Regions from separate parts of the Homo sapiens genome. Here all the other regions are linked to region 3. Evidence: chromatin contacts called from ENCODE Hi-C or POLR2A ChIA-PET data. All regions are on one chromosome and are shown on one strand. The core of a region is the stretch at or near the end of the contact, and the rest is flanking DNA. Distances in the headings are between cores, read along the strand shown. Region 1 overlaps MAP6 (microtubule associated protein 6). Region 2 holds the start of SERPINH1 (serpin family H member 1). Region 3 holds the start of GVQW3 (GVQW motif containing 3).

The links. Hi-C counts contacts between places; a loop is a spot of excess contacts on that map. ChIA-PET counts read pairs that join two places held with the same protein, here RNA polymerase II (POLR2A). Pooled maps may share reads with other maps.
Region 1: a loop to region 3 is called in a pooled map, with 2.5 times the contacts of the local background. The contact joins the enhancer-like site here to the promoter of GVQW3 in region 3. A Hi-C loop is called at or near these places in 2 of 50 pooled maps. POLR2A ChIA-PET finds 5 or more read pairs at or near these places in 3 of 52 experiments (PC-3, activated T-cell and activated naive CD4-positive, alpha-beta T cell).
Region 2: a map of CD8-positive, alpha-beta T cell shows a loop between it and region 3 (11-fold over the local background). The contact joins the promoter of SERPINH1 here to the promoter of GVQW3 in region 3. A Hi-C loop is called at or near these places in 1 of 168 maps with a recorded cell type or tissue (CD8-positive, alpha-beta T cell) and 7 of 50 pooled maps. POLR2A ChIA-PET finds 5 or more read pairs at or near these places in 1 of 52 experiments (OCI-LY7).

What each region holds. Positions count from the first base shown.
Region 1 is chr11:75,652,805-75,657,250 of GRCh38, reverse strand. The region is part of intron 1 of MAP6 (microtubule associated protein 6); the gene reads left to right. Among named protein-coding and RNA genes, the nearest start is that of MAP6, 14 kb to the left of the region's middle. RefSeq lists enhancers at 2,627-2,686, 2,797-2,866. Within about 2 kb of position 2,795, at least 3 of the 41 ENCODE cell types and tissues checked have a DNase peak (open chromatin) inside an H3K27ac peak, as active enhancers do; they include PC-3, where a contact is called at or near this core.
Region 2 is chr11:75,559,274-75,563,502 of GRCh38, reverse strand. SERPINH1 (serpin family H member 1) reads right to left here and starts at 1,250. Exons shown (of 5, transcript NM_001235.5): 1 at 1,184-1,250. RefSeq lists enhancers at 1-489, 490-1,030, 1,031-1,570, 4,152-4,229, silencers at 1,195-1,244, 1,255-1,514 and a cis regulatory region at 3,706-4,229.
Region 3 is chr11:76,377,862-76,382,708 of GRCh38, reverse strand. It overlaps GVQW3 (GVQW motif containing 3), which reads right to left and starts at 1,386. Exons shown (of 2, transcript NM_001347885.2): 1 at 416-1,386. The coding sequence starts at 880. THAP12 (THAP domain containing 12) reads left to right here and starts at 1,577. Exons shown (of 5, transcript NM_004705.4): 1 at 1,577-1,961. The coding sequence starts at 1,873. RefSeq lists a silencer at 1,299-2,228 and an enhancer at 1,871-2,372.

The DNA.
Region 1 (4,446 bases), core at 1,546-4,045, 730 kb after region 3:
TAGTCCCAGCTACTCAGGAGGCTGAGGCAGGAGAATGGTGTGAACCTGGGAGGTGAAGCTTGCAGTGAACCAAGATCGTGCCACTGCACTCCAGCCTGGCGACAGAGCGAGACTCCGTCTCAAAAAAAAAAAAAAAAAAATAGTGTCTCCACACATTGCCAAAAGCTTCCTAGTGGATGAGAAAATTGATCCCAGATACAAGTATATTTACTGAATGATTCCATTTATACGAAGTTCAAAAACAGGCAAAGTAATTGATGGTGACAGTTGTTGGAATAATGGTAATCTCTGGGATTTAGGTGGGTAATTGGCTGAGAAGGAGCACAGGAGAAACTTCTGAGGTGTTGGAAATGTTCTATATCTTGATCTGAGTGGTGGTGACATGGGTTTATACACACAAACAATTGAGACTTATGGACGTTATTCTCTGTGTGTTATACCTCAACAAAAAATAAGAAACAAAATACAAAAGAACTAAATGGAGATAGAGCTTGAAGCTCAGGAGAAAGGGTAGAACAGAAAAGAAGATCAGGACAACATCAGCCTGTTGGTGAGAATCAAACCCATAGGTATTAGGGTGGGTAGGGAAGAGAGAGGGTGAGAAGAAAAGAATGCTGAGGTCAACGCCCAGCAAGCATCGATATCTCTGGTATGTGAGGGAGGAGTCAGCAAAGGATGAGCTCTTGGTGTCTGTGCTTGCCTCTCCTGTCCAAAAGAGAGCAGGAGCATAGGCCTCACTGTGGTCTCAACCTCCAACCTCTGGTGCTGCTGGCCTTGTACATTACACACAGGAACTACCCGTGCTGTGTATTACATAATACACATCGTTATTATCTTTGCTATCCTTCCCTTATCTTAGCATAGTCCACTGTCAGTGGGTATTTGTTTTCAAACTGAATGAAGAGGCTTTTGCAGGATTAGGCCTGGTGTAACCTCTTTTAGTGGGAAAATTGTGCCCAAACCTCAAGCCACAAAACCCACTGCAAGTGCATCCCTGAAACAATGCGTCCTCCACTGAGCTGTCCCCTTGTGGTCACTGTCCATTTTGTGCAGTGTCTTTGAAACACTGGCCTACATTGTGGCATATCCTAGAGTGCATAGTGCATTTTTGCAAGCCTCCTAGCCCTTAAGGATTGTTCCGTATTAAACCATAATAATTAGGCAAAAGGTAGATCAAGGCAGAATGCAAAAGAGCAGAATATTAGAAAGAACAGAGACATAATTGAGTTTCAGGCTCATCTGCTGAGTGTTTACTCTGTGCCAACTGCTTTAACATATCTTTTTCTGTAGACTTCATAATGACCTTTTAAGGTAAACATCTCTATCTTTAAAGATGCAGAATAGAGTCAGAGAGGTATGGGGACTGAGGTTATAGAAACAGTTAGTGGCTGAGCTGGCTCAGGAATCTAATTCTCCTCATTCCAGCCACAGCTGTGTCTTGCTTGTGCAGCTCCAGCAGGCCCCTGCCAAGTCCCCTCATGTTCCCCTAGTCCAACATGCCATTCTTGGGAGGGCTGCTGCCAACTTCAACCTTTATGCTGTCTTTCTGGCCCCAACTCTGCTAAGCCCATACCATCTCCCTCCACTAATCTTGTTTCTACAGTGGAGGAGGGGTGGGTGGTCTCACTTCTTTTCCTAAACTCTCAACAGATTCCCTTCTCCTCCAGGGCAAGGCCCAGGCATCTGGGTGTGCAGTCAGTGCCTTCCATTATCTGACCAATCTGATGCTTCTAGCCTTCTTGCCCACTGCTCCCTGCACACACTCGATGCCTTTTCTTGGGTATTCTCAGCCCTGGCTGCACGTTAAAATCATATGGACCTCAGCAGGTGCTCTGACCGAATCACAGCCTAAACTGGGTCTCACAAGCCCCACATTCAAACTACTGCTGGATTTTGCTCACAGTTTTCCCCCCTGCCCTCCTCCCATCTTCTTTCTAAATCCTTTCTATCCTTCAGGGCTTTTAGTCCATTGAGAAAGAGGCTTATACTATAAAAGCAGGGAATTAGGTTGGATTTATTTGATCCTAATTCCATAATAATAATGCAGTGGGCCTAATATTATTTTTACTCAGAGTTCAATGTAACATCTTAAGAGCATGCCAAGGCTGGGACTATAGGCTATGAAGATTCAAGGTGAAGAGCACATGACCCCTGTTTGCAGGAGATTGCTGTCTTTTGAGGGAGATAATATGGATGTAAGTAGTGTATCTAAAAGTACCAGGCGGGCCCTGGTGAGAGTAAAAATTGGGAGCCAGAGTTCTCTAGGGGCGCAACAGTGGCTAGTTAACACTATCAGAAGATTGTTGGAAGGAATGGTTTTATGAGTCCTGGGAGGTGCCCTTGTGTCCTGTGAAGAATTTAGTGTCCATCAAAGCTGGGTTTGAATCATGCATCTTAACTTAAAGTCTGTGTGACCTTGGGAAAGTCTTTATTTTTCTCATCAATAAAATGGGGGTAACTACACAGTTGTGACTTCACAGAGTCATGATGAAGTTGGGGGGAGATAATGTTTGTCCACAGTGCATACTCATCATAGTAAGTGCTGGCTACTTTTATTATTATCACTGAAATAATGAAGTAGAGTATGTTACCAATGAAAGTTTTTCATTTACTCATTCAGGAAACATTTATTGCATCTCAGATGAATCACTACGCTAGGGTAGAGAGATAAATTACACCTAGCAACTGTCCTAAAGGAGCTCCTGGTCTAGTGGGAGGAAGGCATATTTTTCGAAAGTATAGTCATAGTGGTAAGTGCAAGAATAGAAATGTGCACAGGCTATTGAGGAGTTGTAGAGGAAAGGGGGTTTCTGGCCTGAGTCATGAACCACTTCCTGAAGGGGTGTACCTGTACGGTGTGTCAAAAGCTTAGGAGTTAGTTCCACTGGGAAGGAAAAAGATTAGGAACTATAAATTCCTTCCTAGAGGTTTTTATCAATGAGATAAAAATTCAGAAGGGCACTTAAAAGTACAATACATTCTTGTAATTCCTGCTTTCCTCTGATGTCTGGCTTTATTTGGGACTTGGTTTCAAGTCCTGCTTACCATGTATTAACTATATGATTTAGAGCAAGTTACTTAATCACTCTTTTCTGATTTTGTTTCCTTAGTGGTAAAACAGAATCACTAATATCTACCTTACAAGTTGTTGAAAGACTTAACATTCCATTAAGTCTGTTACTATCTTACCTATCTTATTTACTATTGTACCTCCAGCACCTAGCTTAGTGCATGGTGTTTAATAGATGCTTAATAGATATGAATTAATTGAACAAATGAATGAAAGATGTGTACATACAGTGCTCAGCACAGTGCCTCGCCCGTAGTAAGCACTCAATAAATGGCAACTATCCTCATCATCATTGTCCCTGGTGGGTTGAGTACTACTTGGCTAATATACAGAGGTCCTTTGCCCTTCTCATTGCACACATTCTGAATTTCTGGGTAAAGAACCATTAAATGCTCAGGTCAAAGATTTTCTATGTGTATTTTTTTAGTCCAGCAAGCATCTCTGAGTCACCATGTTCTAATCTACCTGTGCAAATATGAATTATTTGGAGAGGCCTGGCTTTTGCCACTTTGCATACACAAAAATTATTTATTTTATTGCATGAGTAAAATAAGAATCATAAAATTAGAACTGTAATAAAAGCAATTAGAAAAGAATGATTTTTAGCAAGTTTAAATTTGCTCTGAAAATGAATTCAGAAATGTTTCTGTGCTTTGATGTTATCTAATTTTTGCCAAAGTCTGGATTTGGGTGGCATCTAAGTGCCACAGGTCAGAGAATGGGTTAATTGTGTACAAACTCGAGGTCGAATTTTCCTTCTTGGATTGTGATGACTTGCTAGCCAAGTATCTGTGCCACTCTGACAGCATTATGCCTGCATCTCCTCAAAAAGCCCAGGGGCCCCAAGGACTCCTCCCGAGGATTTGGTATATTTCACATGATTTTTCAGGGATGTACAAGAAAGTCCATTCAGCTTGCTTTCCTTGCAGACAGAGCCTGGGCCTTGTCCTTTTATCCCTTTCTTGGGCCTGGCACAGAAGAGAGTTCAACCAGTGTTGGAAGAATGACTCTCGGCGAGTGAATTGGTCCATTGCCGTTCTTCTCAGAGCTTCCTGATGACCACATTCTCCCTTGTGGATTGAGTGAGCCACCGGATTAAATATGCAATTCAGATGCTGAGATTCTGTTTAGAGGGTACAGGGAGAGAAAAAAATGAGGCATCATGGATGTAATATGGGTGGGAGAGAAGTAAGAGGAGGAAAAGGAGTAGGGATGGCAGTCGGAGTGTTCCTGTCCATAAACAGAACTGTGCCCCAAGCCTGATGACTTGAGAAGACAGCATTGTCAAGGTTTCTAAAGATGGATTCACAGTATTTTTCTTTTTTCTTCTTTTTTTTTTTTTTTCTGAGATGGAGTCTCAATCGCCCAGGCTAGAG
Region 2 (4,229 bases), core at 1-2,500, 820 kb after region 3:
GCACAGAGCCCCTCCTGAGGGCTGCATGCGGTGTCCTGTTACACAGCCAGTACAAAAAAAAAATCTCTGCTGGGAGTCCCGGTGACAGAGGAGACAAAGGAGAGGACGGGAAGGGGGGATGGGTACATGAACCATCTGAAGACAGGAGGGTGTGGCCCCGGCCGGAATTCCGGAGAACCAAAGCCCCCTCATTTTCCTCAGGCCTCCATCCGGGCCGTACAGCCCAGAGGGACCAGCGGGAAACAAGGAAGAGGAGGGGCTGAGACTCTGGGCCAGTCTGGAAGTGCATTCATTCTCCTTCCTGCTCTTCAGCCACCTCAGGAATGTCTCTAAGCTGGGGGGCAGGGAACCCCAGCCTCTGGAAGTTAGACCCTGCAGTTTAAACCCTGCAGTTACTCCAAGAACCCTGTGGCAGTGGACAGAAGGAAAGACTCAAATCCTTCTAGTCAGCCCCTTAATCCCCAGAGCAGAGCAGACCCTGCTGACCCCCACTCTCTTTTTTCGGAGTGGTAGGGAGCCTCGCTGGCCAAGTCTTTCCTTTGGCTGCCATCATCTAGGCTGCAAGCTGCTGATCAGAAATTGAGCCACTGTCGCCCACTTCTACCAGAGCACACGGACCCCAGGAGTCGAGACGATTTCACCTCCTTTCCCACCACCGGAAGCTCAAATTCCCTCAGCAAGCCTGTGAGGAGGCTGGGCCACCAATCACCGCTGCCCCTGAGCCTCAACCCCAGAACGGAAGTGACCTGGAACTGCGAGGCCGGCCTATCCTCCCTACCCTTGCGGGAAGAGGCACCAGACCCATCTCCTTCCTCCTCTGTTTCTTTCCGCAGAGGCTCTGCTCTCTGCCCCCAGCCCCCTTTACACAGCACCTAGTCTCGTATCTGCCACCACCACCTTTTAGGGGTCCCTGCACTTTTTCCCAGTCCTCCGAGTGCACGGACTCCCAACCCGGCTCCGATCTCCGCCCTAGCCCTCAGCTGGCACCATCACTGGCTAGCCCTGGGCTCTCGATTCCAAACCCTCCAGCGGCCCCCAAAGTGCCGAGGACTCCAATTTGTAGGCTCTGGCTCGGCACCCAACGCTTCGCAGGGTCCCCTCGCCCCTCTTACTCCCTCGCGCACCCCCAGATTGCTCGGCGCTCCCCCGGGCCGCACGCACGCAGGCGTCTCCCGCCCCTCACCTGGGTCGGGCTGGGCTAGCGCCGGGACGTGACTCTCGCTCTCGAGCCGCGACACGATTCTACTCTTAGCCCGCTCCCCTGCTCCCGGGATCTATATATGGCAGTCCCCACCCCCTCCTGCCCGTCCCGAGAAACTTCTGGAAAGTTGGAAACGCTTCCGGAGGGCGCCCCAGCTCCGCCAAAAAAAGCCAAAGACCTCCCTCAAAACCTCCCCGGCCCCCGGCCCCTCCCTCTGCCGGCGCCTCCCGGCCCCTGGGTCCTACTGCCTCCCTCGGCGGCCCGGGCTGCGGGGCGCCGGGAGTCCCCACGGGGATCAGCGTGTCCTTCAGAGTGCGAGCTTCCTCCCACCCCCAGGCTCTCTGCATAAGCTAGCCCACTCCGAATCGCACGTCCTTTCAGGCGCCCCTTTCCCCGCAGGGGCTCTGCCCCAAGCAGAGCCATCTCCCCTTCTCCCCGCTCTCCCCCATTTTCAAGCTGAAACAATTGAGTCCTGTGCACCCCCTCCCTCTCAGGGGAGACGTTCAGGCTTCTGAAGGCAGTGCCCTTCTCCATACTTGTACATTCAAAAAACCTCAACCTCAGCGATGGCCAGAGGGAGAGGGAGCAGACCAGACCCGGTACCTGCCCGGCACCCGGAAAGTTCAAGTCGTGGAGTAATAGAGGCAGAGATGCCTGGGGAACTTCAGGTGGTCTGGCTGGGCTTGGAGGAGTGCACAGGAAGGAAAACCTGGCTCTCCACTGAGCAAGGTGCTGTGTGACCCTAAGCAGGTTACTTTCCCTTTCTGGGCCTCTGTTCCCTTGGCTGTGAAATGTGGTTCTAAGGCATCCCTTGCTTTTTTTCCCCCCTCTCTCCCTTCCTCAATCCTTGTCACCCCTGGCCCCCTCCCTATTGCATCCCCTCCCTCTTTGGGTCCCCTCCCACAGGCCTCAGGTCTCACTGTCAATTCCTACCCCACCCTCGCAAACTGATAGCTCCTTGACCTCCAAGTTAAGCTAGGGTATTCATTACTGTTCTAGGTGCTGAGGACACAGCTGAGAGCTGAACAAAGTCCTTGCCCTGTGCGATGTCCATCTGTGGGGTATGTACCTGTTAGTAGGGAATTCAGTGATTCAGTGAGGCAGATTATTTAGGAAACCCTAAATAATCTGGGCGACAGTGGCTCAATTTCTGATCAGCCGAGGCTCCCTACCCTCCGAAAAGTCCTCTTTAGTAGTTTAATGATAGCTATTGGATGGACGCAGTATGGAGAGGAAGGGACAGGGTAGGGACTCTTCATTCATTCAGTCATGAATGAATGCATTGAGTATCTTCTTTCTTCTAGGTGCTTGCCTGGATCCTGGGGAGCAAAAAAATCCCAGTACCCAGCAAATGAGTCAATCACCTGGGTCCCTGCCCTCTGTTAGTGGTTGTGGGGAAGCCTGGTGGTGGTGACAAACCTCTCTGTCTGGGTAGGCTTCTGCAGCTCAGAGTCTTTTGAGTACAAGGACTGTGGGAAATCTCAGATCCCAAAAGCTTCAGACTCTGTGATTCAGGGTCAAGGAATCAGAGATTACTTCCACTCAAAGCCCCCAAGGAGTCTTTGAATCCAGCTAAGGAATCTTAACATGTTAAAATCTCAGAGTCGAAGGATTCTGGAATAAATGTATTAAAGACTCTGAGCTGCAAGGCATCTCAGAGGTCAGGGGTTCCTGTCTGCAGCCCCAGGCAGAAGCCCTCTTCTCAGTATCCCAAAAAGGCAAGCACCGAGGCACCTCTAAGAAGAGAGAGCTTACCTCCTTCAGAGGCAGCCCCGCATTCTTTTTTAGGACAGGTCTGATTATTAACAAAAGCTTCCAGCCTTGGCATGGTGTCCATCTCTTTGGGGTGGCTGTCGTGGTTCTCATGTGCTTCCTCCTGCCTCAACTGTATATTGCTTTTAAAGATAAATTCTAGGCTGGGCGCGGTGGCTCATGCCTGTAATCCCAGCACTTTGGAAGGCCGAGGTGGGTGGATCACCTGAGGTCAGCAGTTCAAGATCAGCGTGGCCAAAATGGTGAAACCCCATCTCTAATAAAAATATGAAAATTAGCCAGCTGTGGTGTCATGTGCCTGTAATCCCAGCTACTCAGGAGGCTGAGGCGGGAGAATCTCTTGAACCTGGGAGGTGGAGTTTGCAGTGAGCCGAGATCATGCCACTGCACTCCAGCATGGGTGACAGAGCGAGACTCCATCTCAAAAAAAAAAGATAAATTCTTGTTTATCCAAGGAGACCTCCCGGGTCCCAGGCCAGACCCCACTCTCTACTCCCACCCCCACATTGGCCCTCAGGCTTCCTTGTGACTTGGTCAGTGAGCTGAGGGCAGGGCAGAGCAGAAACAAAGAGTGCCCATCAATGCTGGCAAAACAGAGAGGGTCGCCTGGGTTTTCAGCAGGTTCAGATGTCACAATCCCAGTGAGACTCCCTTCCTCTACTCTCTTACATCTCTTAGCTCTTTTAGGCTTCACCAACACCTGAGGGGGAGACTGAGAGTGCTGTGACTGTCCCATTTTGAGGGATAAACCAAAGCTCATGCTGTTAAATAGACCCAGTATCATGAGTGGTCACTGAAGAGAGGACCTGCCCTTACAGACAGCAAAGCTGAGGCCTAAGGAGGGCTGGGTCTGAAGGCCCAACCCCCATCCGACCCCCACTAATCTCACACCGGGTCAGAAGCCTCCTCTGTGACCTATCCCACTGCTGCATTATCTCTGTTATCACCCTGTATTGTCAGTGAACCATCACTGGAGACTTTGGAAGGGCAGGGCCTTTTCCTTGTCACTGTGAGTCCCCAGCTCCAGCAAGGGGACAGTATGGAAGAGGCACTGGGTAAGCATGGCTGGCCAGGGGATGAGAAGTGGCTGCCTGAGGCTGCTGTGCCCCTAGCACAGCCTCCCTGAAGAAGGGAAAGCAACGGCTCCTTTAAATTTCCAAGATCAGCAAAAAAAAAAAAAGTCAAGAGCCTTTGCCACAATATTCTTAGCTCTGAGCCCAGCCCAGACTGACTGTGGCCCTTCCCCCACATTCCA
Region 3 (4,847 bases), core at 137-2,636:
GAAGAAATCCAAACTTGTTGAGCAAAAGAAATCAAGAACAAGCAAATACCAGAAGGGAACAGCCAAAAGTTTTTCAAAGTTATGGAGAACAGCAAGGAAAATGGTCCAAGAGTCCAGCAAAGAGTAATGAGGAGGGCCATGGCACATAGGGAGGAGTGGTGAAGACTGAAAAATACGTGAGCAGCCAAAGAAGGTGCCTAACAGTGAGGCAGCATCCTAGTTCTGGTTCAGCTAACTCACATTCCTCTCACCATGGGGTGAACCAATTCTCAGCTACCCTGGGGGGAAGGCTTGTTGAAGATGACGCCTGCAGAAGCTGACTGGCAGAGTAGTGGACTCTGGGATGGGATACCGGCAGGGGCATTTCCCCACCAGCTTCACCCTGGAGATAACTCCATGTTTCAGAACCTGTTACCTTTTTCCTCAAACATGAGCTATTTTTCCTAGTTTCCTTTGAAAGATCGGACCGAAAGTCAAGTTTTCGTGGTTTAGGCTCACCCTTCAAAACACCCGAAATAACTTTTGCAGAAATCTTCCTCATGTTCAAGTTTTCTTTCAAAATGAGCCTAACAGTTTCTTTGTCTAAATTTAACTCTTCAGCCATCATCCTCACGGTTAACTGCCTGTTTGAACAAACCAAGTCCTTGACCTTCTGGATATTGTCATCTGTTCGGTGGGTGACTGGACGCCCACTTCGGGCATCATCTCGAACATCTTCCCGTCCTTCTTTAAACCTTTTGTGCCAGTCAAAAACTCTGGCCCTTGACATGACTTCATCCCCATAAGCTTCTTTTAAAAGATGGTGGGTCTCACTTGCAGACTTGTTCAATTTCACGCAAAATTTGATACTAATCCTTTGTTCTAAATAGCGGTCACTCATTCTGGCACTGAACAACACAGGAACGTTTAACAGGCCACGACTGTAAGGGAAAGACGGACAGATCAATCTTTATAGGGCTGCAGGTGTAATCATATCGCTCTTCTTGCTCTTCTAGAAGCCTCGCCGGGAAAGAGTAATTGCTTTTATGAATTTTTGTCCCTCAGCTTCCAGTCGAGGCTGGGGAGATCCGTTCTGGGAAGCCAACAGTCGCTGCAAAGCTGGGAAAAATTAAATCGCCTACAACCACGTCTGCATCAAACCAGTGCACGCACATCTGCCGAGAGTTTGCCAGTCACCAAGGTCGCTCCGATTCCGCGGCCCTTAAGGAGTATATGGCGAATTCTGCAAGAAAGGCCTAAGTGGTGGCAAATTAAGCAAGCAAGAAGAGATGCATCGGTGATGTAACGTGCAAGCTCGCCCTAGATCTGCAGAAACCCGCGCACGCCAAACCTACCGGAGCAGCCCAGGAACCGCCTGCTCTAGCGTCCCGGGAGACAGGCGCGCATGCGCAATTCTCTCTCCCCGCGGATTAGACTGTGCGCAGTCGCACTGCGGCGGCGCGCGCCAGGTCCCGCCTCCGCCTCGCCACACCCCGGCAGGCGCGCTTCCTTGCGCGTGCCCGCCTGCTGAGAAGGCGGAAAGGAGGGGCGGGGGAGGAAGGCTGAGGGAAGAGAGGGCACCCCCGGGCGTCAGGGTGCATTGTGGGAAGGAGGCGGCAGCGTCTCGGGCGGGCGGGAGGTGCACCAGCGGCGGCGGCGGCGGTAAATCCTCCCGGCCGCTCACAGCACTGTGGAGCCGCGTCCCCAGCCCGGCCTCGGACCGCGGCACCCCTCCTGGCCCTCGCGGCTTCTAGCCCGCCCGCCCCTCCCCCGCGCGTCGGCCCTGCCGAGCCGGCCGGCCGGCCTGGCTCCCCTCCCCGGCCCCGACGGGCGGGCGGACTGCCCTGAGGAGGCGGGGAGGGGAGGGCTGGGCCGGCCGGCGGGCGGGCGACGATGCCGAACTTCTGCGCTGCCCCCAACTGCACGCGGAAGAGCACGCAGTCCGACTTGGCCTTCTTCAGGTTCCCGCGGGACCCTGCCAGGTAAGCGGCGGGCGCAGAGCGGGCGGCCCGGGCCCACCTTCGCGGTGAGCGCTGCCAGCCGCCGGCCCCTGGCGGGCTCCCGGGCTGGCTGAGAGGGGCGCAGGAGGCGGGCGCAGCGCACTGCCGTCGACCCCAGCGTTGGACCGAGATGGGGAGCCGGCCCCGAGCCGTGGGCGGGCGGGCGTCCGGGGACCTCGGAGCACGTGCGCTGGTGGGGGCTCTGCGCGGAGGACACCACCCCAAACGCGAGGGAGCTGGGGCGGCGCGCGGACGCGGGATGCTGTGGGTTCTCGCCGTGGCTCACTTGCTGTGTGACCTCGGGGGAGTCGCTTTCCTCTCTGGGCGTTAGTTTCCTTAGCTGTCAAAAGAGAGCAGGACTCTATGGTTGTGGCCACTGGGGCCTTTCCCTCTCCTTGCCACCACCCCCGGGACAGTGTTTCTGTTTTGAGTCCCGCTACCTTCTTTCATCTCATCGCAACTGCTTTCTCCTTCGGACTTGTCATTGCACGGTTCAGGATTCATTTTCTGGCTGTCACCGTTACTCATTTTCTCGCTTGGGTATTGTAGGGATAACAGAGGGTGTACGCGTGAGGGCGTGGAAATTGGTATTGGAACCTCTTCCTTCGGATAACCCCCACACACTGACATATTTAGGGAATGATAGCATAGGGACTGTGTTTGAAAGGCTGAGATGTTTCATAGGCCTGTCTTGTTGGTTCATTCATTTAAAATCAATGCCTACTATGTGCCGAGCGCAAATGTTAGGTGCTGGGAGTTCATGGGTGAATAAGGGTGTCACTGCTTGCAGAAAGCTCTCAGTCCAGTAAGGGAACAGGTGCAGCAACGGGCGACTATAATTTATGTTATTTATTAATTAGTTCAATTAATTATTGAAGGTCTACTTGTGTTGGCATTGTTGTGAGCAGTGGGGGTTACAGATGAACAAATCGAAGTCCTTGCTTTCATGAAGATTACATTCTAATGGGGGGGGAATAAACAAGTAAAATACGTAGTGTGTCGGATGATGATAAATACTGTGGAGAAAAATAAACAAAGGTTAGAGGGTAGGGGAATAAGTAGTATCAAGGGACGCACAATTGCTATTTTAAATACAGTGATTAGAGAAGGCCTCACTAAGAAGGTGAATTTGAGCAAAGACCAGGTGAAGGGGCCAGCCATGGAGATACCTTGGGCAGCAGCATTCCAAAGAAGGCAAAGACAGGGCAACCAGGAGTCCAGGGAGAGGGACTGGGAGAGAGGTGAGATGAGACCAGAAAGGTGTGTGTATGGTAGGGGCAAATTCTTTAGGTAGGACCTTGTAGGTCTTGGAAGGCACTATGGTTTTTATTATGAGTGAAATAGGAAGTCATTGAAGGGTTTAGAGCAGAGACTTAAATTTTAACAGGATCAGTGGCTGCTCATTAGATTGTGGGGAGGCAAAGGTGAAAGCCGGAAGACCAGTTAAAAGGCTGTTGTAATAATCCAGATTAATAGAGGAGGAGATGGTAAATTTGAGATATGGTTTGAAGGTGAAGCCAACATCATTTGCTAATGGTTTGGAGGTAGATTGTAAAAGAAAAAGAGAACTTAAGGACGACTTCAAGATTTTAAAAATCTATGTTGGCCAGGTTGGTCTTGAACTCCTGGCTTCAAGCAGTCCTCCTGTGTCGGTCTCCCAAAGTGCTAGAACAGGCTCTGAGCCACCGCGCCCAGCCGACTTCAAGATTTTTAACGTGAGCATTTGCTGAGATAGGGAAGACTGGGAAGAGCAGGTTTGGTAGAGGAATACTAGAAGTTTGGGTTTGAGAGACCTGATAGACATTCAAGAATAGATGTCTAGGCCGGGCATGGTGGCTCACACCTGTAATCCCAGCACTTTGGGAGGCCTAAGCAGGCGGATCACTTGAGGTCAGGAGTTCGAGACCAGCCTGGCCAACATAGGGAAACCCTGTCTCTATTAAAAAATACAAAAATTAGCTGAGCCCAGTGGTGCGTGCCTGTCCAGCTACTCAGGAGGCCAAGACGTGAGAATCGCTTGAACCCAGGAGGCAGAGGTTGCAGTGAGCCGAGATCGTGCCACTGCACTCCAGTCAGGGTGACAGAACAAGACTCCGTCTCAAGAAAGAAAGAATAGATGAAAAAAAAAAAAGAATAGATGTCTTTCTTCATACCATATACAGAAATGAACTCCAAATGGCCTATACTTTTATTGAGATCAAAGGCCTAAATATAAGAGCTATGTCATTAAACTTTTAGGAAAAAAATACAGATAAATCTTCATGACTTTAGATTTGGCAGCACATTCTTGTTTGTTTTTTGTTTTTTTTGAGAGTCTCACTCTGTTGCCCAGGCTGCAGTGCAGTGGCACAGTCTCAGCTCACTGCAACCTCTGCCACCGATGTTCACAAACTATTCTACTCACTCAGCCTCCCAGGTAGCTGGGATTGCAGGCATCCGCCACCATGCCTGGCTAATTTTTGTATTTTTTTTTAGTCAAGACGGGGTTTCGCCATGTTGGCCAGGCTGGTCTCGAACTCCTGATCTCAGGTGATCTGCCCGCCTTGGCCTCCCAAAGTGCTGGGATTACAGGTGTAAGCCACCGTGCTTGGCTGGCACCACATTCTTAGATATGACACCAAAATACATGCAGTAAAAAGAAAAATAGACTAATTGGACTTCATCAAAATTAAACTTTTGTGTATCAAAGAACATTACCAAGAAAGTGAAAAGAATGGAAGAAGGTACTTGCAAATAATACATTTGATCTGGGTCCAGTATCCAGAATATATAAAGAACTCTTACAATTCAGCAACAAAAAGACAACCCAATTTTAAAATAGGCAAAGGACTTCTTTCTTTAAACAGAAGATATAAATGGCTAAAAAGC